2 separate regions of the Homo sapiens genome follow, and region 1 is linked to region 2. Evidence: chromatin loops called from intact Hi-C (ENCODE). Cell type or tissue: Caco-2. All regions are shown on one strand. Links, peaks and the distances in the headings refer to the core of each region. The heading gives the core; the rest is flanking DNA.

Region 1 (13,177 bases), core at 4,079-9,078, 650 kb before region 2:
CTTATTTTGTTTTTTATTGGCTATGTTTGCCTAGCAAATCTTTACTGTTAGGTAGCTGCCTCATTTTTGGCTATATGTGGTACCTTAAGCCCAGTTTCACCTTGACTTCAGTAAATGATTGGAGTTCCACTCTCCCAAAAGGCAGCAATCTCAAAAGAATTATCCCAGCAGTGTGGGAAAGCTGGCTAGGAGTTCTTGCTGAGGGATCTATGAAATATACCTCCTACAGTGTGGTGCTGCTGAATAGCCACTTTGATTTGGTGTCACCTTTGGTCAAGTTACAAAAAAGAGTTTATAGGACTAGGGATGGTAGCCCAACCTCCCCTTGTCTCTAGCTGTCCTCAGGGATATTTCTCCCTTCAGGCAGTCATTATATTTCCTTTGGGTTAAGGAAAGAACAGATCTCCTGCCAGGGAACTCAACATTATGGGAAAATTGATTGACCACCTCAATCTCACTATTTTTACTATAGAAACCATAATTTGGGGAAAGATTTTCTACATGCTTCTTGCCAGGAAGAATGGAAGGCGGGTATATTAGTCCATTTTCACACTGCTGATAAAGACCTACCAGAGACTGGGCAATTTACAAAGAAAAGAGGTTTATTGGACTTAACAGTTCCACGTGGCATGGGAGGCCTCACAATCATGGCGGAAGGTAAAAGTCAAGGAGGAGCAAGTCACATCTTACATGGATGGTGGCAGACAGAGAGAAAGTTTGTGCAAGGAAACTCCCATTTTTAAAACCATCAGATCTTGTGAGACTCATTCACTATCTTGAGAACGAAGGAAAGACCCACCCCCATGATTCAATCACCTCCAACCAAGTTCCTTCCAAGACATGTGGGAATTATGGGAGTTATAATTCAAGATAAGGTAGAAATTTAGGTAGGGACAGAGCCAAACCATATCATTACCCCTCAGGCCCCTCCCAAATCTCATGTCCTCACATTTCATAACCAATCATGCCTTCCTAACAGTCCCCCAAAGTCTCAACTCATTTCTGCATTAACTCAAAAGTCCATAGTCCAACATTTCATCTGAGACAAGGCAAGTCCCTTCTGCCTATTAGCCTGCAAAATCAAAAGCAAGTTAATTACCTCCTAGATACAATGAGGGTACAGGCATTGGTTAAACACGGCCATTTCAAATGGGAAAAATTGGCCAAAACAAAGGGCCTACAGTCCCCATGGAAGTCCGAAATCCAGCAGGGCATTCAAATCTTAAAGCTCCAAAATGATCTTCTTTGACTCCATGTCTCACATCTGGGTCATGCTGATGCAAGAGGTGGGTTCCCATGGTCTTGGGCAGCTCCACCCCTGTGGCTTTGCAGGGTACAGGCTTCCTCCCAGCTGCTTTCACAGGCTGGTGTTGAGTGTCTGTGGCTTTTCCAGGCACACAGTGCAAGCTGTCAGTGAATCTACCATTCTGGAGTCTTGAGGATGGTGCCTTTCTTCTCACAGGTCCACTAGGTGGTGCCCTATTAGGGACTCTGTGTGGGGGCTCTGACCCCACATTTTCCTTCCGTACTGCCCTAGCACAGGTTCTCCATAAAAGCCCCACCCCTGCAGCAAACTTCTGCCTGAACATCCAGGTGTTTCCACACATCCTCTGAAATCTAGGCAGTGGTACCCAAACCTCAATTCTTGACTTCTGTGCACCCGCAGGCTCAACACCACACATGGAAGCTGCCAAGGCCTGGGGATTGCACCCTCTGAAGCCATCGTCCAAGCTGTACCTTGGCCCCTTTTAGTCATGCCTAGGGTAGCTGGAATGCAAGGCATCAAGCCCCTAGACTGCACACAGCACGGGGACCCTGGGCCTGGTCCATGAAACCATTTTTTTCCTCCTAGGACTCTGGGCCTGTGATGGGAGGGGCTGCTGTGAAGACCTCTGACCTGCTCTGGAGACATTTTCCCCATTGTCTTGGGGATTAACATCCAGCTCCTCATTATTTATGCAAATTTCTACAACTGGCTTGAATTTCTCCTCAGAAAAATAGGATTTTCTTTTCTATCACATTGTCAGGCTGCAAATTTTCCAATTTTTTTTTGCTCTGCTTCCCTTATAAAACTGAATGTCTTCTACTGAATGCTTTGCTGCTTAGAAATTTTTTCCACCAGATACCCTAAATCATCTCTCTCAAGTTCAAAGTTCCCCAAATCTCTAGAACTGAGCCAAAATGCCACCAATCTTTTGCTAAAACATAACAAGAGTCACCTTTGCTCCAGTTCCCAACAAGTTCCTTATTTCCATCTGAGACCACCTCAGCCTGGAGCTTGTTGTTCATATCACTATCAGCATTTTTGTCAAAGACATTCAAGTCTCTAGATAGTTCCAAACTTTTCCACATTTTCCTGTCTTTTTCTGGGCCCTCCAAACTGTTCTAACTCTGCCTGTTACCCAGTTCCAAAGTGGCTTCCACATTTTCGAGTATCTTTTCAGCAACACCCCACTCCTTGTACCAATTTACTGTACTAGTCCGTCTTCATGCTGCTGACAAAGACATACCCAAGACTGGGAAATTTACAAAAGAAAGAAGTTTATTGGACTTACAGTTCCATGTGGCTGGGGAGGCCTCACAAACATGGAAAAAGGTGAAAGGCAAAGGCAAGGAGGAGCAAGTCATGTCTTACATGGATGGCAGCAGGCAAAGAGGAAGTTTGTGTTTTAAAAAGTTGGTTTTTACAACCATCAGATCTCATAACATTCATTCAGTATGATGAGAACAGCACAGGAAAGACCCACCCCCATAATTCAATCACCTCCAACCAGGTTCCTCCCATGATATGTGGCAATTGTGGGAGTTACAATTCAAGATGAGATTTGGGTGGGGACACAGCCAAACCATATCAGGGGGATATTGAAGATGTGAAGTCCAATTCTTCTACTGTCTACTCTGAACTTTTTCACTTCTCTGTGGCCCCAGGTTCTATCCCTGAGGCCACATTTGAGCTCTGCATTGTTATCAATGAAATCTTGGCACTGTATACTTGCTTTTGGTTTTGTGTGGGGAGCAGAAGTAAAGCCAGCTTGCTTCTATGCTGCCATTTTAAAACCAGAAGTTTAAGGTGGTTAATTTTAGTTTTAATTTCTGCACAATTTCTGTTTAATTTTTAAAGAGGTATACATATAATCTAAACTAATCCCAAGAACTAATAAACAAAAGATAATAGAAGACACAGTTACATAAGTAAAACAATAGGATTTTGAATACCAGGAATTCTATTTTTAGTAAAACAAGTAAACAAGCATATTAAAATCCATGCTCTTAAGTCTTTATTAGAGTGTAGGGAGAGAAGATTTGGCAGCATGTTAAGAAGCAGGAAGCAATCATCAAAAAGGATCAACAGAAATAGATGTCTACATTAAGAGCCTTAAGTAAAAGAGACAGGCTGAGGAAGAAGGCAGCATCCTCTCTCTTCATAGCCTAGGTTATGGTAAACAAACATCACTAATACCTCATTAAGAGTTAGCTCCTGGCATCAGGGGTTTTTCCCAAAAGAGTTTAAATTTTAGGGGTTGTTTAAATCCAGAAATCTCTCAGCCTCTTAAGAATTTTTATAATAAATTTTCAACATCTAGGAAACAATTTCTATAGCCTCTAGGAACATATGATGAGTGGGGTTAATTGGGGAACATTCATAGAAAATTCAGAGATTCTCAATGCTCAGTTTATGAAATATAGTGGAAAAAATTAATGCCAAAGTTGTATTTATGTCCTCATCTAGGTCTTTCTTCCTTTTCAGTTTCAAGAGGTTTCTCTGAAGCATCAGACCTGGAAAAGAAATTGACATGGCCTCACAGGACAAAAAAACAAACCTGTCAGGCTTTCAAGGTAGAGCAGCCCTAAAATATCCCCAAGCCTGCAAGCCACCTGCAAGTTTGACTGCCAAGAGACTTGCCCCACTGGCATTCACATCCAATGACCTACCAGTGAGAACACAGTGACAGAAGCTTGCTGGCCTGCCTATAGCTAAAGAGGTGGTTTCCATCCATGGCATCTGCTGCATTGTTAAGCAAAAGCATATGGAGAGGCATGTTTAGAGGGACTGGAGTTATTTATATTCACAATGGAATGTCCCTATATTGGGGTCTTAACATAGCATAGGAAATCCTCTTGTGATGCTATGCTTAAAGTCCCATTTGTTCACATAGATGAGTGAAGAGTCATTTTTACTGAAAAAGTTATGCTAAAATTCAGAACACCATGACAAATTGGATTCATGGAAAAAAGTCTAAGCTATTTTGTGACAGCAGCACTTTCCACGTGTTTTATGTTAATATCCCATGCTGGCAAAGTACTTTGTCCTATTTTTAATATGATTTTTAAAAAGAAAAGTGCCCACTTTCTCTATAAGCTTTATAAAAAAGGCCTCTTTAGACCCTTCTCTCTAAGAAATTGGGTCAATGAAGGAGAATGAAATATTATAAGCACTCTAAGAGGAAAGGGAACATAGCTTACAAATTAATGTCATGATCATTTTATTACATCCACAATTGGTTACAGTAAATGCACGGACTTGCAATACATATATTTGAAAGAAAGATACCTAAACCTTACCTGAAACTTTATTATTGGTTGTTTATAATGCATTTTTCCAATTATTGGAGAAGATATTGATACTTGCTGTGATTGACTCATTTTCTTTTCATGAATGGTAAGTAACATATGTTATTGATAATAAACACATAGTATTGCCCTTTCTCTATTTGTACTATCCAAGTTTGCCATCATCATAACTACTTCATACAGCAGAATTTAGAGAACATGATTGGAGGATGCTGCCTCACTGGGTTCTTCTATTACAGAAGTGGAACTCTGACTATATATAGAGTTCCTTTGAGTGGTTTTCTTCCTGGATAGCTTACTCCTTCATTTTCTCCACCTTAGAAGTTTTAAGTTTATCTGAGAGGTAAGTAAAGAGGAATAAAATATTCAAACAATAATCTCCAAAGACAGGGTATACTTTTCCACCACTCTGCCTTTGCTGTGTTCTTAAGAGTTTTTATTACAGATGACCCTCTCCAATGTCTTCTACTTCACTGAAATCATCCTCATCCTTTAAGGCCATTTCTCTTTGAAATTACAGTCTACTTTGTATGACAGTTAGGTGTATATAGAACTATCTCTTCCAACTAGATTATAAACCTTCAAAGGACAGGATCATATCTGAGTTATCTTTGGGAAGTGAATGAATCCTGTGAGGTAATTCACAGAAAGGCATGGAGGAGAGGAAACACTTTGTGTACAAGGAGGAGTCATATTTGTGTTTGCTTGGCCTTTCTTGGATTATAATCCTGATGAGGTAGTTGCTCATAGGCAACAACTACCTCATTAGGATTATTTAGGAATCCCAGGTAATTAAGGCTGTAGACTAGGACATAAATGTGTTTGGGGTACAAAATATTTAATTATTAATCTCCCTTTATGTCAGTCATTGTATAATAATAGCCAACATTTGTTGAGCTTTTGGTAGATGAGGCACTCTCTAAGAGTTTGATCAGAGTCTCATCTGAATCTCACGAAAACAAAACTATGGAATGTGCACTATTGCTACCTCCTTTCTACAGATGAGGAAACTGAAGATAAATAATGCAAAGCAAAACAGTGGTAGAGGTAGGATCAGACTCCCAAATCCTATATATCAAAATAAAACTGAAAACACCGTATCGAGATGATTTCTAAAAATATATTGTAATAACAAAATGTAATTTAAATATTTAACTAAACTACTTATAATCTACCAGATGATATAATAAACACATTTATCTAAGATAACAGAAGGGAAATAAAAGGTATTATGGGAGGCAGAGGGATTAGTTTTAAAATGGTATATCAAAGGAGATGTCTTCAAAGAGGTAGCAATTGTAAAGGGCAAACAATAGATAAAAAACTACAACACTTTGAAATTGGGAAATGGGGCATTCCAGGGAAATGGAACATAAGACATGCAGATAAGAATACTACAATATGTACTTTTGAAAGCAGTTAGTTCTGCTTGCAGAAGTTTAGGAATTTAGAGGGATAAGTTGGTCTTGAATACCATGCTAAGGAATGTAAACTATTCCACAGGTAATAAGGAGTCACCAAGGTTAAGCTGTGCTTTAAAATAAACTGAAGTGCTTTAAAATAAAATAGATTGGTCTGACACTTGTGTTAAATTGGGTTAACATAAGGAGTGGCTGAAGGTAGGGAAATCATTTAATCCAACTCTCTAGGTAAAAATAATGAGAGGCTGAGTTGTAGTAGGGGACTCCATCTTACAGAAATGAATTCCATCAGTCAATGTACCTAGGAGGAAAGTCGATTCACAGATAATACCAAGGCTTTAACCTGAGTAACTGGTGAATAACATACTTAGTTTGAGAAGAAAATATTATACTAATTTAGTATTTGTTGAATTTAAGGTACCAACTAGACACTCAGGATTCTCTGGCCACTTGGTAAGACTGAATCATTTCAGTAAGCAGTCAGGTGATTGGAGAAAAAGGTACATGAAAGTGACCTGGGGAGAGATGATCATTGAAATCCAGGGAATGACTACATGATGATTTATACTATCATCATGCTAAGAGCATCTTAGCTGTCAGGGGCTCTCCTGAGGTGGTAGTCAAGATGGCAGTTGGGGGTGCAGTCATCTGAGGACTTGCCTGGGCTAACGGCTTCATTTTCAAGAAGCCTCAATGGCATAACTATTGAGTGGAGCCTTAGTTTATTGCAGGTTGACAACAGGCCTTGGCAACTCCCTCCATGAACCATTCATAAGCCTGCAAAAATGTCCTCACCACATGGCAACCAGCTTCCCTCAGAGCAGAAGATCCAAGAAAAAGAAAAAAGTAATAAGAAAGTCCCAGTGCTTTTTGTGCCCTAGTCAGAAGTTGTATACTATCACTTCTACTTTATTTAACTTATTAGATGTGGGGCCTTAAATCCATTCACACTCATGGAGAGGGAGATTAGGCTCTGCCTCTTGAATTGCCTGTTAGACTCTTAACAGCCATCTCAGTTATCAAAGAGAAAAATACATAGCATATATTTGGTTCAGTGCTATCTGCAGTTTCAGACACCCACTGGGGGTATTGAGATGTATACCCCACAGATAAAGGGTAATTACTATAATTCCTCTTCAAAAATTCTGTATCAATCTAACCAAAAGAATCTCATTGCTTTCATTTACCAAGAAATAATGACACCCTGCCCATCAGGAAGCCAAGAGCATCTCAGCTGGCTCAGGGGCTCAGTTTTTTTTCCTTAGTTCACCAATGCTTTTCAATCAGTTGTATAGAATTGCTCTTTAGGATCCAGCTCCTCCCCACAAACTCCTATTTTCCTTTTTTCTCTCATGCCAACAAAAGAATTGCTAGGCCCTGCTTCTATAAGTCTTAGCAGAAGCCATTATCAATCAATCTGAAGTTCAGACAAAACAAGGGTAGCACAGGAAGTACTGTTTTAAGTCTAAAGAATATCTTCTGACTGGACACTAAAAGAAAGGAGGGCCGTGTCCTGTTCCACTATCTGATATATCCCCAGTACCTAAAAAATGTCTGGCACATAGGACCTCATATACAATATTTATTAATGATAGCAACAAATAAAAGTGAGTAGATAAGTGAAATGAATGAAACATCCTCTGTATGCTTTACCTTAAAAGATTGTGACTGATGAATTTGATGCCTTCATTCCCCCACACTTCCCAGGCCACAATACTGCTGCAACTTGTCTCTCTTATGTGTTTTCATCTTAGGGCCAATATCTGTTTATTCATTTTCATATGCTGTTTTATTCATTGTTCATTTACTTTCAAGCAGGTCCATGCAAATGACTGTTTTAGGAGCCATTTTACTCCCAATTAAAAAATAAATTTGTATAATTTCAATTGTGACACCAAGAGAAAAGCATATATAATATTACTGAAAATGTTGGTTTTGTGGTGAAAATAACATAGGTTGTCTGAAAAACAACCAAATCATTGATACAGACTCTCTCAGTAATATAAACCAAATTAGAGCCTCTGTATCTTTTTTTCTATGCAAAAATGGGTTTGATTGATTTGCCAAACAAAGATTTATTGTGTCTTCTATGTGGATATTTAAGAATAAGCAAAATAGATGTGGTTTCTATCCTGTCAGGAAACTCAGTATAGTTTTGCAGCAAGTCACACAAATATACACATTATTACAACTTAATGTCCAACCAAATTAAAATTTTGGAATTAAGAACATGAAAGAAAGAAAATATGATCCAATAAGAAAATACATAGAAAACATATTCTCTCCCCTTACAATTGAAATCTGAAAATGGACTATGTTGACATAAAGCTAGAAACCACTGGTTAGTGAGCACGTAAAGTCACTCAATGCACACTGGATGGTGATAGCACATGCTGTATGTATCACATACAGCATATGCTGTATGTAACACAAATGTATGTACTATTTGTGTTAGAGATTGTCACTTGTTTTAATCAACTGAAAACTAGCTCCATAGAACTCCTATTCATGCCAAAATGGTAGAATATTTGAAACAATATATTCTACATGACTAAATGTTATCTGGAATAACTTGAAAGTAAAATTTAATTATTCTACAGCCACAAAAGGAGACAGTAGAATTCAAATCTTGGTCATTTTAGCGGGGATCAAACCTCACCCCAGAATTAGAAAGGGTCCTGGCAGTACGCAGATGCCACTCTTGAAATGGGTGATTTAAGGAGAGTTTAATAAAGGAGTTAGTTACACCTGGAGTAGGAAAGGTATAAGAAAACATAAAGGAGCATGCAGTATTCCCGAGCTAGGGGCAGTGGGTGTCATTACCCATCAGGCCTGCGGGGGCAAGAGAGTGGTGTGGGGTGGCCATCTGACAGGCTTATGGAAGTAGCTTATGAAAGTATGCTTATGGCTTAGGTAGTAGCTACTACCCAGAAAACCCATGCGGAACCATGAAAATAAGTCTCCCAACTTTACTTTTCTTTAGAACTCATGCTAGTGCTCCCCGTTGTATGAACAGAATGAGAAACTAGAAGAGAAGAAAGATGACATAATTCTTTCTGGCCAGTCTTCTTAGGTACAGAGGTGAAAGGAGAAGTGAGGAGAGTTCATCTGGAGAAGCAATGAAAAGATTCCCAGGAAAGGCAATTAGTTCACTCCTACATCCACTTTGATTCTTTATTCAGACAAGAAGTTGGTCTCCCCAACAAAGTCCCATGAGCTACTTATCATGACCATGTTACTACCTGAAACCTAAATTATAAGCCATTATCAGTTCTTTTTTTCCACAGAAGGTAGTTGGGGAGGTAGTAAAGAAAGGGAGAAAGAAGCAATTAACTGTGTTAGTCTGTTCTCACACTGCTGTGAAGAATTACCTGAGAACGGATAATTTATGAAGAAAAAAGGTTTAATTGGCTGATAGTTCCACAGGGTGCACATGAAGCATGGCTGGGAGACCTCAAGAAATTTACAATAATGGCAGAAGTCAAAGGGAAAGTAAGCACATCTTAACATGGCAGAGCAGGAGAGTGAAAGAGAGAGAGAGAGAGCAAGAGCAACAGTAAAGGGGGAAATACTACAACCTTTCAAACAACCACATCTCATGAGAACTCCATCACAAGAACAGCAAGGAGGAAGCCCACCCCCATTTTTCAATCACACCCAGCTAGGCACCTTCCCTGACACATGGGGATTACAATTTGACATGAGATTTGGGTGGGGACACAGAGCCAAACTATATCACTAACATAAAACAGAATTGCTACAGTTGCTGCTTCTACAGCCAGTCACAAGATCTGTGCTAGTAATCATAGTTGCCACTAACTATTCTCTATTCCCTTATCCTATGTAAGCACCTCAATTATATAGGGCTCTTTAGATAGTGAGATGACCCAAATCATCATTACTGGGGAATATGAGTCCTTCGTGATCTTTATTGGGTTTTCATGGTTTTCCATTGACCAGGATAATTGAGCAAGAAAATACTTAGAGATGACCTAGTGAATTTTCTGGGCTCCAAGTATAGTTCTCTTTGCCCTCCTTGACATTCCTTTCTAGAGCACAGCCACAGTTTCAGATAATGGGCATATCATAAGACCAGTTACACTTCTTTTCTGTAAAAGGTTCTCTGGTTGGAGGTAATGTTAGGTGGGATATCATGATAAGGCATAAATGTAAGTCAAAAAGTGGTAATGCTCTCTGAAGTCCTCCAGGCAAGAAAGAAAAACCTGTTCCTGAAATTTGAGAATATTCCTAAGAAAATAAAGCACTCCTTTAGCCATGAAGGAAGAGATCAAATGTAATCAACTGGCTACCAGGTAGACAGATGAAGCCTCCAGGAATTGCTCCCATATCAATACTTGACTTTAGGCTCTCTTGGCAGGTGGGAACTCAACAGTGGCAGTCACAACAGGAGCCTGGGCAAGACCATGTTGTTGAGTGTATAAGGCTTATTTTCTGATTAAGATGCAGTCTTCTAAGACCAAAGAGATTCAGAGAAAAAGGTCGAGAACTATGCGCCAAGTCTGGCTTAATTTAGGCTTTAAAAATATCCAACCTCTCTTCTAAAATACAGTACCCAGATACCTCAAAGTTTTCCAAGAAAGGGGATAATGGATTCCTAATTCAAGTAAAGGCAGGGAAATATGTGACGATTCAATTCATCAGGCCCCTACCCATGTGGAGGATCTCTTCCTCTTGCAAATTTTGGAGGTTATAGGTTTTTTATTAAAAGACAAGTTGGGTAGAAGATATTGCATATTGGATGAGTTGCAATCCCCCAACCTCTCTTTCAGCATTGTTTCTATTCTACAGGCTCTCTATATACAAATTGTGGTCCACATATCAAGAGTATTGTTATCACCTGTGATCTTGTTGGCATTGTTCTACAGACCTAATAATCAGAATCTGCAGTATAACATGATCCCCAGGTGATTTAGATACATACTAAATTTTGAGAAGTACTGCTACAGACTTCTTTTCCCAGTATCCTGTCATAGAGTTTGTTGCACGACCTATGTTCTGCCAAGCAGATACACCTGCATGTGTGCAAGACTTGGAGAAATAAACTGAACAATTTCACATAGCAGTAGTTTTCAAACTTTAGCCTGTATCAGAAACACACATCATTAGGCCTCATGCCCAGAGTATCTGATTACATAGGTCTGGAGCACGGTAAGAGAATTTGCATTTCTAACAAGTTACCAGGTGATGCTGATACTGCTAGTTCAGGGACCACACTTTGAAAACTGCTCTCAAACAGCATCGTGGCAGGGGTGTTTGGTTCTTCTGAGGCCAATAGCAGTGACAACACTTGCCCAATGCAACATCCTTCTGATTGTGGCAGAAGCACTGGGGTTCTGAGGCCAATGGCAGCAGCAGCTTCCTTAGCAAGCCAGTTTTTCAGTGTGGTTCTGGGCATCGTTCCCAGAAGCTCAGCCTAGAGTCTGTACTTTTAACTTTCCCAATAATTTTGTGAACTATCATAAATCCCTTTCCAACTAAACTTGTTAGGTCAGATTCTGTTGCCTACAACTAAGAACCTGGCCAATGTTTCTCATACATATACTTAGCAAAGAGGTCTTAGAGATTATTTTTATTGTTGAGCCCACTTCACCTTGAAAGGCCAGCAGACAAAAGGGACAAGACTTAGCTAAAGCCTTAGTCAAAAATAAAGAGTATATTTAAATAGTGTCTCCTGCGTCATATATTTTAGGAACCCAATCACAGTAGCAGGTGACTGGAGTCTGACTGCAGCACAGGTGAAGAATTCTCAGCATCTAGCATTGTCCAGAGGACCTAACCTCAATTCCTGAGGCATGACTAACATCTGCATTATGTAAAGCTTAATATAGTGATTAAAAAGATCACATTTTAGGCTGGGCACGGTGACTAATGACTCTAATCCCAGCACTTTGGGAGGCTGAGGCGGGTAGATCACCTGAGCCTAGCTAGGAGTTTGAGACCAGCCTGACCAACATGGTGAAACACTGTCTCTACTAAAAAATACGAAAAAAAAAATTAGATGGACATGGTGGTGCTCACCAGTAATCCCAGCTACTTGATGCTGAGGCACAAGAAGAATCACTTAAACCCGGGAGGCGGAGGTTGCAGTGAGCCAACATCACACCACTGCACTCCAGCCTGGGCAACAGAGCAACACCCTGTCTCAGGAAAAAAATGAAAGAAAGAAAAATCACATTTTATTTATTTTATTTATTTAGAGACAGAGTCTCGCTCTGTTGGCCAGGCTAGAGTGTAGTGGCATGATCTCGGCTCACTGCAACCTCTGTCTCCCAGGCTCAAGCAATTCTCCTGCCTCAGCCTCCTGAGTAGCTGGGATTACAGGTGTGTGCCACCACACCCGGGTAATTTTTGTATTTTTAGTAGAGGCAGGGTTTCACCATGTTGGCCAGGCTGGTCTCGAACTCCTGACCTCGGGCAATCTGCCTGCCTTGGCCTCCCAAAGTGCTGGGATTACAGGCGTGAGCCACCGCACCCGGCCATAAAAGATCACATTTTAAATATCCATTGAGAAGAAATCTCTGTTGGGTATCCAAACCATATCATGAATTAGCAATGAAAGGCTTGACTTTTGATCATGCATAAACATATATTTAAAATAATCTTTCACAGCTAATGAGGCTAATTATATGTACTAACTAATCTTCCTCTGAAAAGCAGGGCTTGCAACTGAATTATGACACCACTGTTGAGTTCTGGCTTTCCAAATACTACCACACAACTGTTGATTAGGCAAAGCTGAGTTCATTGCTTACAACATAAGGCAGGATGCCCCTCCCCTACAAAAGTGCCTTGGCAGTGTCCCAATTTATTGGGAATTGGAAGTTTGGGTTAAGGTAGGTCTTTCAATTTGGAGGTTGTGGACAGTAGTACAAGCAAGATGGGGTTGGTTAGGATTTGGTGAAGATCATGAAACAGCAAGGCAAGGATTTTTGAGATTAAGAATTCAAAGAATTTGAGGATGCAAACTGTATGTTGATGTTTTCCATGAAAAGTTAAACCCAATAGCCTGGGCAAGAGTTTCATAGAAAAAGTAAGTTATGTTAATGCAGACAGTAAGTTATGAGGAGTAAATGGTCTTAGTTTTCAGTGTCTAAGCTTTGTGGAGCATCAGGCCACTGATTTTGGTTCTTATATACTACCAGAAAGTGAAATCCTTCAGGAAG
Region 2 (13,177 bases), core at 7,660-12,659:
GCCTTTTCTACTTAATGAGGACACTGAAGGATTATGTAACTTGCCAGAGGTTAGTGGGAGAGCCAGGATTTAAGTTTGGACAGTTTGGATGCAGAGAGTTTCTAAGGGTTTCTAACCATTATGCCATAGTGCCTCTTACTATTATTGTCTTTTAGTAGTGAAAAGAAGCTAATCTTTTATAAGTAGATACTTAGTAGACATGGATTGCTTGCAGGCACAAGTGAATATATGGTGTCTTAAATTATTGCATTGCATATCTTTGCCCCTTGCTTTCTCATAGACCTTGTAGGGTATGCTAAACATTTTTTGAAGGATGTTTGATATTATGTTAGTTTTTGAAAAGAAGAAGTTTTCTATTTAGAGGAAGTCATTCTGCCGGAATTTCATCTTTCAAGGAGATTATTCTGAATAGTACCACAAGTAACTTCACACCATGATGAAATTACAGTGTAATACTTGCAGTAACTTACGTGTTGCCATTGTAAGACACAGAATGCAGCATTTCCGATCACCTTCTGTGTTTGTAAACTAGAAACACAGAAAAGTACGTTTTGAGGGAATGAAAAGGGCAGGCATTTAGTATAAATTTGTTAACCTATTGTCAGAGCTTTTTCTTATTACAAAACAGAACAAAAAATTTTTTAAGACTTTTTTGTTTTGTTTTGTTTTACTTTGGAACTTATTTGAGTAATCTCTTATGCATGGTTTATTAAACCTGTATTCCTTGTGTTCTTACTATTCTTTCTTTTTGACTCTAGGACAAACAGTCATGGCAAAATGAATACGAAGTCTACAGTTTGCCTGGAATGAAGCATGAGAACATATTACAGTTCATTGGTGCAGAAAAACGAGGCACCAGTGTTGATGTGGATCTTTGGCTGATCACAGCATTTCATGAAAAGGTAAAACTACTTAACGTTTTACTTTAGTAAAGTCTGAGTTGGCCTGCCTACCTAATGCTGGCTATAAATCCCTCAGAGTTATTTTTCGAGACATCTTATAGTTGATTAATATTTAACCTGAAAATAAAAATCATTCTTGAATAAAAATGTTTTAAAAGGTAGTTTATTTTAATAAAAGAGCAAAGATGGCAACTTTTTAACCTAAAACTCTACTCATATAAACCACCCTTTTGTTCCTTATTTCTTGTGCTGTAATTACTCTTACAAACATTTATTTTAGTGTAGGTAATGCTTAGTAATTTTCATTTACCATTTACAATTCATTTTGATTACGTGAACCATTTTTTTAAGTTTTAATCAGTCTTGCTTGTGACAAAACCAGAGTCAGGAAATTTATCTGATCTTTGATCTGTCACTAACTTGCAGGGTAATTATCACCAAAATGTAATTGCTAGTTTTCCTCAATTTTTCTACTTTTAGAGTCAGTGTGAAAGTACCATTAATGAAGTAGGAAATTATGTTTTTGGTAATTGGTTTCATCATTGTGAAATGTAAGTGGTTCTTTTACTTCTCTTATCTTGACCTAAAGGACAACAATAATCTAGAGGAATATTCTACATATTAGTTGTTATTTTATGTTGTTATTTTGTGTTCTGCTAGTCCCATGATATAACAACTCTATAGTCAGGATATTTTAACTTTTAAAATATTTTCTAGAACCTTAGATTTTCAACTAGTCTTTAAAAAAAAAAAAAAACAAACTTGTCTTATAGATTGGTGGAAGTTGACTATTCTTGTAACAAAAGTTTAAAGCTCTGGTATTTCCTTCTGGTCAAATGTTTATTAATGTGAAATGGAAGGAAATTTGAACCATTTGAACCATTCCAGAAAGATTGTTTCTTGGATATTATTTTTCCCTGAAAGGGAAACTCACAACCTCTTATAGGTAAAAAGAAAAGTCTCCTTATACATATGGCCTTTGTCAAGAACATAAGTTTCTTTTTTTCCCTCTTTTTTTAGGGTTCACTATCAGACTTTCTTAAGGCTAATGTGGTCTCTTGGAATGAACTGTGTCATATTGCAGAAACCATGGCTAGAGGATTGGCATATTTACATGAGGATATACCTGGCCTAAAAGATGGCCACAAACCTGCCATATCTCACAGGTAGACTAAATTTATATTGTTTTCCCAGATAATTGAGTATATATTTACTAAACTTTTAAGCCCCTGGGTAAATTTTAATTTTTCCTTTGTTATGCAATCATGCTTTACAAGACAGTCAGTTTTCATTTGTTTTTTAAAATTAGCTTTGAGATTGGCCAGGAAGTATTTTGGATAATGTATATGTTAACATTATTGGTAAAGTTTAATGATCTACTTCATCTCATTTCTGAAAGCATGATTGAAAATAAACTATATTTTCTCGATCTCAAAGGAAAAAGACATTTGTTTTACCTCAAAACATGATTTATCAATAGGGATTATTATCCAAGGGCATGTAATGAAGGAGAGACTTTGAATGTCTTCCTTGCTTGTTTTTTGAATGACCTTATCTGTACCCTGAGCCAAGTCTTAAAGGGAGGCATCACTTAAAACAGTTGTCCAGTGAAGAAATACTACTTAGACCCAACAGTTGTCATGCCCGCAAAAGGAAAAATGATTGTGTCTTAAACATGGAATTCAGTTTGCCATGTATTTAATTTTCTTGAACGTGGGATTCAATTTGTTGTCTTGTGTTCCATTTAAAGATGGTTGTTTGAAAAGTAGGCATTAACTGATTCACAGAACAGATACTTAGCTGAGTGCCACCAGGCGATGTTTTAGGTTGCTGGGAGGCATTATTGTAAGTCAGCCTCTAATTTAGGTTCTGATTTTGCAAACTTTAAATGACGTCTACCTCAGAAATAACTCTTCTCACTTTCTTACATGCAGTCTATTGGCCTCGTCTTCGATTTTCCCTTGCCCTACCTGGTCACATAGGGAATTAATCCTTAAGGACCCCCAAAGTTATTAAGGGCCTGAAAGTCTTTTGAAACTAAGATCGATTAGCTTTTATAGCATTTGGGAGTGTCTGCTTGTGCTTTCAGTATCCCATTATTGGTCTATATGTCTGCACATAAATTTAACCACTAGTCATTGGCATAGATGTATTTAACTAGGGTATAGTAATCTCTAGGATGAGCCAGTTGAGACAGGTGTGTAGAAGAGGATATCTTACTGCCTTAAAACTGTTACCCTTTTCAGAACACCAGGATCTAGCTAGAGCAGTGTATGTTTATGGTAAAAAGTTTCTGTTATTCATTCCATAAGATGCTTTTCTACAACCAGGTGGAAGAATATAAGAACCTCTATAATAAGGGATTATTCTAAAATGTAGGTCTCTACCAATAAGCAGAAGGCCCCAATTCAGCTATTTTTTAAAAGTTTCTTCATTTTGGTTTAAAATTTCTGTTTCTATGGGAGTTTGCAAATCAGAACTCTGAGATATTAACAGTAGTTTTATGATTGGTAGGTGGGTGACATAGATAACATATCTTTTTGGTATGGCAGATTTTTATATAACTGCTTTATAGGTAGGATTCCTTCTTATTGTCCATGTTATGAATAGGGGTTTGTCACCGTGCTCTTGTGTTTAAGGCTGCATGGGGCTCTGAGCTTTGTTTGTCTCACTTTCTCTGCATTTCATAATTTTAAGTAACTATTTTTTCATAGTGTACATATTCCCCCTTTTCTGCTTTCAATAAAAAATTTAAAAAGGTAACTAGTTTAAACTTAATTTGAATACTCTTTTTATTTGCAAGGGACATCAAAAGTAAAAATGTGCTGTTGAAAAACAACCTGACAGCTTGCATTGCTGACTTTGGGTTGGCCTTAAAATTTGAGGCTGGCAAGTCTGCAGGCGATACCCATGGACAGGTAAGGATGATGATTATAAAATGTAAGAAAAAATAAACTTGTTCCATATTTTCTTAGAATGGCATGTCAGGACTGAATTAGTCTAAAATTGTTGTGGTGTTTAAATCAGCATCTAATAGAGTTATCAAAGTTTCTGAGGAAGACATTTTCATATGATGGTAGAGGACTCAGGTGGTTTAGATCAAGCACTTCGTAAAGCAACCCTTAGACACACGTCATAGGATTCTTTTTGAAAAATTGATCAAAGAATAATCCACCACCTTTTAACAGACCTCATTCTTAGGGAATTCTTCGTATGAACTCCGTAGTTTTAGTCTGTTAGTTCTTTCACCATCTTAAGAAGAGTGGAAGAATAATTAGTCACTGTCCTTACTACAGTGTATTAAGATTTCCTGTCCATTTTCCCATGCAATAATAGTTTATTGCTTCTTGTTGTTTATTGCTTCATTAATTTCTTTAATCAACTTGATGGCTTTTCTCCAAATTCTCTCCAGAGTTCAGAGCACTTGTAAACCCCTGAATTAGGTAACTCTTCACACCTCTGTATATATCCATATGCACAGAAATCTTAGTAATGGGAACCTCTAGGAAGGCCAAAAGGGAAAAGAACATTATCCATACAGTTTATTCTCAGAAACTTTGAGGCTGGAAAAGATGTTTTCATTCCTGCAAGATCACCTTTTATTTTTATTTATTTATTTATTTTTGAGACAGAGTCTCGCTCTGTCACCCAGGCTGGAGTGCAGTGGCATGATCTTGGCTCACTGCAGCCTCTGCCTTCCAAGTTCAAGTGATTCTCCTGGCTCAGCTTCCTGAGTAGCTGGGATTACACACATGCACCACCATGCCCAGCCTAATGTTTGTATTTTTAATGGAGATGGGGTTTCACCAAGTTGGCCAGGCTTGTATCGAGCTCCTGACCTCAAGTGATCCTCCCACCTCGGCCTCCCAAAGTGCTGGGATTATAGGCGTGAGCCACCACGCCCAGCCAAGATCACCTTTTAATCAGGGAAACCAGTTCAACCTAAAAGGTGACATTTTCTACAAAGCTAAATGGTTCAGGCCTTCGACATTATCATTTCTTCATCTTTCATATCATGTAAATTATTTGGCCAACTAATTCTTAGGTTTCTTTTCCCCAGCATATCCTATTGGTTCCTGAGGACACGTTTTTAATGTCATGGCACCACCAATTTTGGCAGTATTGACTAACTATTTAAGAATGTAGTTTGGGGTAATGGTCAGTAGCCATATAGCTCTAGAAAAGTTGACTGCAAATGTGTATGGGAATGGAGGCAATTTTGTGGAGAATACTACCAAGATTGTGTAGGAAGCCTGAGGACAAACTTCTAAGCTAATTGAATGATAGACTATCATAAGACTAAATTCTGGGAACATATTCTTAATTTGGTACCTCATAAGCCCTCCCTCATTTTTTGAGAAAAAAAATTTCTGACTCATTCATGTCATATTTTTAACTCCTTCACAACTGGGTTTTATGATTAGTTAAAAATTATTGGCTTACAGTAATGACTCCTTGACTTTAGATTTCATGGACCAGAAAATTTCAGAAATATTTGGAGGGACTTGCATGTTATTGCACATTTTATATAGTACAAAGAACACATATAAAAGAGGGAACATTTTATGTCAACATGGTAAATAAACCATAATCTTACAATAAAAGAGGTAGGTACCTTGGATGGCATACATTTACCTGTAAGAGAAAAGTAGGCTTTAGGGAAACATTCACTGATAGCACAATTAAAATAATTATTCTGAGTAGTAAATTTTTTAAAAGTAGAGCCACTTTTCCCTTTAATGTGTTCTCCTTGAACTTTAGTCTTAGTGATCTGTCTTTATTCTTAAAAAAAATCTTTACATGTATATTTGCATAAATTGCCCAACTTTTAGTCTAGAGTAGAGATTATAGCCACCTAAGGATGGAGCGTTATGGACGTACCAATATCTAGACTACTCTCTAGTTCGAATACATCGCAAGTATGTTGTGATGTACCCAGCTATCTCACAAATATTTTTAAGCATTCATATATGAATGTTGTCAAGCACCAACCAAAGCTAGCTGTACTAGCTTAGTAACCATAGTTACAGTACTAAGAAATACCAAATTGTTGGGGACAGTTATAAATAAAGGACTCCAAGACAGAAGAATTTATGAATAAACAAATACATAGATTTTGTACAGATAGAACTTTTTAACATCAGTCTGTCCTTTACTTAGCTAATTCTTTTTATAACATTTTATTAGTTTTTTTAATACAGAGAAAAGACCTCAAAAAAAGTTTTTTTTTTAAAGCTACATTTCAAACAGTATGCAAAGGTACAGTTGAAAAGTATGCAGCATCCTTCTCCCAGCTGACAATTGGTTCAGTTTCTTGTGATTACATCCAGAAAGGGGAACATAAAAACTTCTAAGTCTGTACCAGCATAATGTCTGTTGATATATTTTTTAAGTATACGCAGAAAGGATCTTTCTATTTATACGCTATAGTGTGTATACCTTACCCTGGTAATAGACCACATTTGGTTTTGATTCATCTTACAAAATCATATGTTAGTTCATAAAGTTAATGAATGAGTACTCTTTGCTTTTAACATCTTTTTCAGGTTGGTACCCGGAGGTACATGGCTCCAGAGGTATTAGAGGGTGCTATAAACTTCCAAAGGGATGCATTTTTGAGGATAGATATGTATGCCATGGGATTAGTCCTATGGGAACTGGCTTCTCGCTGTACTGCTGCAGATGGTAAGGGAAAAAAATATTTTTAAAAAAGATATATATGCCTACCACACATATATGAAAAGGGATGATACACTCCAAGGTAATATTTTAAAGTACAGTTTTTTTTTAATTGACTCCAAGAGATGGTAGAGAATTCAGGAGGCAGGGGAGCAGTGGGTGGGGTAGGAGAGGAAAGGAATTGCTATGTATTGATCCTTTACCATTACTAGCTATGTTGCTGGACACTTCACATACCTTAAGGTTATTTCCTAAAACGGTTTCAGAGGTAGTTATTATGCTTTACATATGAGGAAATTGAGATGCAGAGAAATTAAGTAGTTTGCCTACTTTAGCCTCAAACTGGTGAATGATGAAACCTAGATTTGAAACTCTGATCCAGACATAGGGAGAGGTCTGCTTTAAGGTCATATGGGTCCTGCCCCCCAGGTTAAAGGGTTTCTATTACTTGTTCTTGTTATTGAAGTCCATGTTCAAGTCTTATAGATATTTGCTTTTATTTATTTATTTTTCTGGGTAAATTTTCAGACGATATTTCCAGTGTGACAGAACTATTTTAGTGTTTCAAGCACTGTCTTTAGTACTCCTTCATAAGGTCTTTACTCTGTCTTCAAGTATGTTGCAGCATTTTTTGTTTTGAATAATATAAGGCAAACTTGCCGACTGCTAAACTCCTAAACAGATGTAAATGAGCTTGATCTGTTTCTTAAGTTCTAATTTATAATTGCCTAAAAACTTCCTGTGATTGTCAAAGACCATAGAAGAAATTGTGAATATTTTAAGTTATAACCAATGTAACCTATGTTACTAACAATATTTTATTTTCTGAGTACTGTAATAGGCTCTCGTTGTAGGACAGACTGCCACTGGAATATGAAATTCAATATAGGGTACTATTAAAGGGAATTTAATAGAGTGTTCAGAAATGGGCATTCTTCCAGGATTGAGGGATTGGCTTGGGAGTCAATGCCAAACCTAAGAAAAGTTGAAGCAATTTTGGAATAATTTCAGAAGTCTTTAGGAAGAAGCGTTAAGAACGCAGAGTGTTTTGACTCTAAGAGGAATGACATTTATGATGTGCATTTATGGAAGCAGAAGTAGGTTAGATGGCAGATGTTATAGGAAAATATATTTTATAAGAACTTTATTAATATGAACTCTCCATAACAAATCATTGGATTAAGTAATTTAGGAGACACAAGACCTTATTCTCAAGTAATATACAGTTTAGTTAGGGCAATAAAATATATCCTGGACAATTAACTCTAGAGTAAGTTAAGTGTGAGTTGTCTGGCCCATTCCCCAGTACATAGGTATTCAATAAATGTTTCTGGGTTAGTGCAATACTTAAGAAATACAAGCATGTGTTTTAGGAGTTTAGGGGAGAAATTGCTTTGTTTATGGGGAAGAGAGGTTTCAGAGAAGTTCTTTTGGAAAAAGAAAAGGCTAGATACTGACTTTTCTTAAATGCCATGAAATAATTTCAGAGTCAGGCATTTCTGACTCTTAAGTCAGAACCCAATTGTTAAGTCAGAAATTGGGGTAGAGAGGATAGTGTGAGCATTGATTGCTAAAGTAGGTGCTTTCACGTGTGTTGATGGTTACTTGTTTGTTAAATGAAGTAATTCTCAAACTTTAATGTGTCATACCAGATTCTTAGGAATCTTGTTAAAATTTAGATTCTGACTCAGTAGGTCTGGGTTGAAGCCTGAGAGTCTACATTTCTTAAAAGCTAAGCTACCAGTTGACGGCAGTGTTGCTGGCCTGTACACCACATAAGTGTTGAATAGACACCTTAGAATGTCGGTACTTTGTCACTGGAAGTACTCAAGCAGAGACCAACTGTCCAGCCATAGATAATTCTTATATTTGAAGAGGGTTAAGTTAGATGACCCCTTTATGATTCATTGTATTCTACCCAGGAGTATTTAGTGCATTTCAAGAGCTTCACAAAATTTGTGTTTATGCACACATACATCTATCTGGTCACTGATACTGCTCAGTGGTGACCTGTGTCTGTCAAAGGAAGGCAATCCAGTGATTAAAACCAGACTTCAGAGTTATTTAGAGAGTTGGGTTCAATTCCAGCTCTACCGTTTAACAGCTGTATGTCTTTGTGCAAATTATGTAACTTTTCTGAGCTTCTTATCAGTAAATAGAGGTACTGCCATCTTAACCCTGTGAAGTAAGTAATATATGTAAAGTTTCTGATCAGGATAGGTGCTTACTGGATGTTAGTTATTATTAACTCCTAAATACAATTTTCTATTTATCTGAGTAGGCCTAAGAAAAAAGGAATTATTTATGTTGTTTAATGTTGTCTATGAAGGCACATCCTGACTTGTTGGGACCCCTAGTTGGAGAGCCTGTTTGTGATTTTCTAAAAAATAAACATGTACTTTTTGGCAGCTGTTGTGAGGGAGTGTAGAGAAGAGGTATGACTCTGAGGTGCATAATTCCTCATGTGGGGCATGCAGGGGGTTTGGATATGCCATAGAATAAACATGGTTATAATAGATTGAACCTAGAGCCTCCAGAGCTGGAAGCACCACTGTTAACATTCTGATCTGAATTGTAAGGAATGGGTACCTTAAAGGGATATTATATAACGTTAATTTACAAATACTGATTGTTCCTTATGTCCTCTGTGCAGATGGAAATAGGCATCCTTTATACCTAGATAAGAAAGCCCCTTATGCAATCTTTAAGGGAATTACATGCCAAATTATAGGCCTTTTCATTTCCCATACATTAGTTTGGTCACACTGTGGTATAAGTACAGTTGAGAGTCTGTTTCTCTTCTGTCCTCATAGCATGTAAACAGTTGGGAATAGGTGACAGAGTATATTTTAGAAAGTTTGTACCAGTTTGAAAGTCAGGAGGATTTTAATGAAAATGATTTATTTTACTTTTCTTACTTTTCAGGACCTGTAGATGAATACATGTTGCCATTTGAGGAGGAAATTGGCCAGCATCCATCTCTTGAAGACATGCAGGAAGTTGTTGTGCATAAAAAAAAGAGGCCTGTTTTAAGAGATTATTGGCAGAAACATGCTGTAAGTTATCCAGTTAGCTTTTCATTTGAAATTCCAATAAAACACTTTTCAGAGGAATTATTTATCTCTGCACATTTCTCTTTCTTCTGCAAGTATTTTCTGGAAGGTGATCTTCACACAGGATATTCTAGAGTTCTAGAGGCAGAATTAGGGCTATGTCTGTATACCCCTGAAGGTGATTGTAAAGTAATAGAGCTTTAGAGGGCTTTTGTCTCAATGGTCCTGTGCAGAAGATTGTGTCATCTATTTAGAAAGTTTCCCAGGGAAAAGGCATGCCAGACTCGGAAACTGTGGATAGTTGGGTAACTTTGCTGATGACCACTTCCAATATGACAACATTTTAAAAAGTTTATGAAGCACCATGTTTTCTCCTCTCCATGGGAGTTTGTTGTAGCCTTTTAATTTCGGCTTAGACTTTCAAGTCTTAATAGTGCTTTAAAACTATAGAGACCAGGCACATAACAGTATTGCCCTGGTTATTTCAGTCTAAATATAACTAGAAACCTGGCTAAAACCAGGTAGAGAAATCCCAAGGGTGGCTTTCTGATCTTCTGTTTAATTGTAAGATAGAAATGCTGATATTAACTAAGAAAACAATAAAAATTGGTAGGTCCCCTTTATCCTTGATTTTTGAGTCCATTTGAAGGGTTAGCATTGAAATGACCTGGGTTATGAACAAGGGATAGAGATTTTTTTTTTGGAGTTAAAAAAATTCCTCTTGTGATAGTCTCATGCTTAAAAAAAAAGTTCTGTTTGTGCTTTTCTTTATGATTCTGCACATGGTAGTCAATAAAAGTGAATGTTGACAGAAACTTCTTTGACCCAGAAAAATAGCCATTTCTTCATGAAAATTTTATTGTTTCCTAATAGAAAACAAAAACTGCTGTGGCGTTTGAGTATATGTTTTTCTCCTTTTAGGGAATGGCAATGCTCTGTGAAACCATTGAAGAATGTTGGGATCACGACGCAGAAGCCAGGTTATCAGCTGGATGTGTAGGTGAAAGAATTACCCAGATGCAGAGACTAACAAATATTATTACCACAGAGGACATTGTAACAGTGGTCACAATGGTGACAAATGTTGACTTTCCTCCCAAAGAATCTAGTCTATGATGGTTGCGCCATCTGTGCACACTAAGAAATGGGACTCTGAACTGGAGCTGCTAAGCTAAAGAAACTGCTTACAGTTTATTTTCTGTGTAAAATGAGTAGGATGTCTCTTGGAAATGTTAAGAAAGAAGACCCTTTGTTGAAAAATGTTGCTCTGGGAGACTTACTGCATTGCCGACAGCACAGATGTGAAGGACATGAGACTAAGAGAAACCTTGCAAACTCTATAAAGAAACTTTTGAAAAAGTGTACATGAAGAATGTAGCCCTCTCCAAATCAAGGATCTTTTGGACCTGGCTAATGGAGTGTTTGAAAACTGACATCAGATTTCTTAATGTCTGTCAGAAGACACTAATTCCTTAAATGAACTACTGCTATTTTTTTTAAATCAAAAACTTTTCATTTCAGATTTTAAAAAGGGTAACTTGTTTTTATTGCATTTGCTGTTGTTTCTATAAATGACTATTGTAATGCCAATATGACACAGCTTGTGAATGTTTAGTGTGCTGCTGTTCTGTGTACATAAAGTCATCAAAGTGGGGTACAGTAAAGAGGCTTCCAAGCATTACTTTAACCTCCCTCAACAAGGTATACCTCAGTTCCACGGTTGCTAAATTATAAAATTGAAAACACTAACAAAATTTGAATAATAAATCGATCCATGTTTTGTAACAAATTCACTGTGTTATTTAAGGAAAAAAAGGTAAGCTATGCTTAGTGCCAACAATAAGTGGCCATTCGTAAAGCAGTGTTTTAGCATTTCTTGTGCTGGCTTGTAATGTAGGGAAAAAAAGTGCTGTTTTTTGAAAAGATGGTGTCATTTCCCCCTTCTTCCCATGTTTTAAAGCCCCATCTTATATCCAGTTCCCAAAATTTGCATACTTACCTAAGTATTTTTTTTAGGTGTGCTGTGTTTGGGGAATATTTGAAAATTTAAAGCATGATTTAAAATTTTTTAAAGTGAGCTGTGACACTGGAAAGCTCTTCATTTTATCTTTTAAAATAGAGTTTTTTCTATTTATATATGTAAAATTGTAGTGTATTTCTTTTCACCAAACAGTGTGTGGGACATTCTTTATCACTGTTTTAGGATCACCTCAGGAAGTGTCGTTACCCAGAATTCCCCACTGTCTGCTATGAGACTTGTAACTTTATCACTATACTTCTGCTTGGTGCCATCTTGTCAGAGTAATATTTGATGTCTGTGATATGTAAAGAATTATCCTAGGATAAAGATATTAAACTTTAAGCAGATTTCAGATGTTACTGCTTTAAAACAAATCAGGGATAACAAATTAAACGTATAACTTAAAATATGCAATGACATTTAGAGGTAACCAATGTTGATATAGGTAGCATAGCCTAGCCTCCTCCCCAAAATTGCTTTTACAACTAACACTGATACTAATTTAGGATAGTTCATGCCTTATCCTTGCTAAGAAAATGGAATTGATGGTAGGCAGGTGCTAAAGTGCTTTTCAAAACAATATTACGTTAGAATACAATTGGATTCTTCCTCAAATTTATACAGGCCAAAAAGTAAAACATTAATTTTCTGAATTTCCAGATTACCAATCAATTAATCAACAAATAGCCAGTATTATGCTGTGTATTTCTGTCAGGTCATTTTAAAATCCATGTTAATTTTATAAAAGAATTTTTTACATGTCACTGTCAGGAGCTCACTGTGAATGTGTTGTCTTCAAATGGTTATTTAACCACACAGTACACTACATTTTACATATATGTACGTAATCTCTGGGAATAGTAAATTAATTATGTTATTTATAAACAATACATAGGTCAACAGACTTTAAGCAGGGAGGAAAAGAAGAGTAATAGCGTCTGTGTGCTGCAGACCATTCAGAACTGTCACGTGTGTCCCCATGGTCTCATTCATTGTATTCCTAGCAATTCCCTTTTCAATGTTGAGTTCACCTCTTTATTTCACAAAGTACTTGGTCTCTCAATTTCTTGATCTGGTTTTGCTTCCATTTAAAAACTAATCAAGAAGGGAAAATATTGAGAATGTGCATACAAGAAAATCATTAATTTCCTGAAGATGAATTTCTACCTGTTGTGAACATTTAACTTTCTTTTTAAAAGTTAAACAAAAATAAACAAGGGATATTATGATGAATGTTTGGCTTATGTGAGTACTAGAGATAAAATTTTTAAACCCAGTTATTCACAATATAAAATGTTTTCAAGTTAGAAAAAATTTTTAGAAATCCTGGGTATTGTATTTAACTGTAGCTAACCAATTTTAAAACTTGTATTCTTTTGAGAACTATTATTAATAGAAAAACTTTTTATAAGCAGTAAAATAAGAATGTTCCAGTGACTACCTGTCCTTATACCTAGTCTTGTTAAAACTTTCTTTTGCAGGGTATTTAGTGTTTGGTTTACAGTCAGTGCAGAGTGGGCAAG

What was found. Peaks named below come from ENCODE experiments on the same cell type or tissue, not always from the same donor. Only the 100,000 strongest peaks of a DNase experiment are listed, where the experiment ranks them.
Region 1: a loop joins it to region 2, with 13 times the contacts of the local background. A loop is called at or near these places in 7 of 110 quality-filtered maps.

What each region holds. Positions count from the first base shown.
Region 1 is chr2:147,267,312-147,280,488 of GRCh38, forward strand. No RefSeq gene overlaps it. Among named protein-coding and RNA genes, the nearest start is that of LINC01911, 440 kb to the left of the region's middle. In Caco-2, for the core only: no CTCF peak of the experiment used is centred there; a DNase peak (open chromatin) is centred at 8,840.
Region 2 is chr2:147,916,525-147,929,701 of GRCh38, forward strand. ACVR2A (activin A receptor type 2A) reads left to right here. Exons shown (of 11, transcript NM_001616.5): 6 at 759-902; 7 at 1,923-2,068; 8 at 3,706-3,820; 9 at 6,449-6,587; 10 at 9,507-9,637; 11 at 10,556-13,177. The coding sequence ends at 10,750. Among named protein-coding and RNA genes, the nearest start is that of ACVR2A, 78 kb to the left of the region's middle. In Caco-2, for the core only: no CTCF peak of the experiment used is centred there; a DNase peak (open chromatin) is centred at 10,637.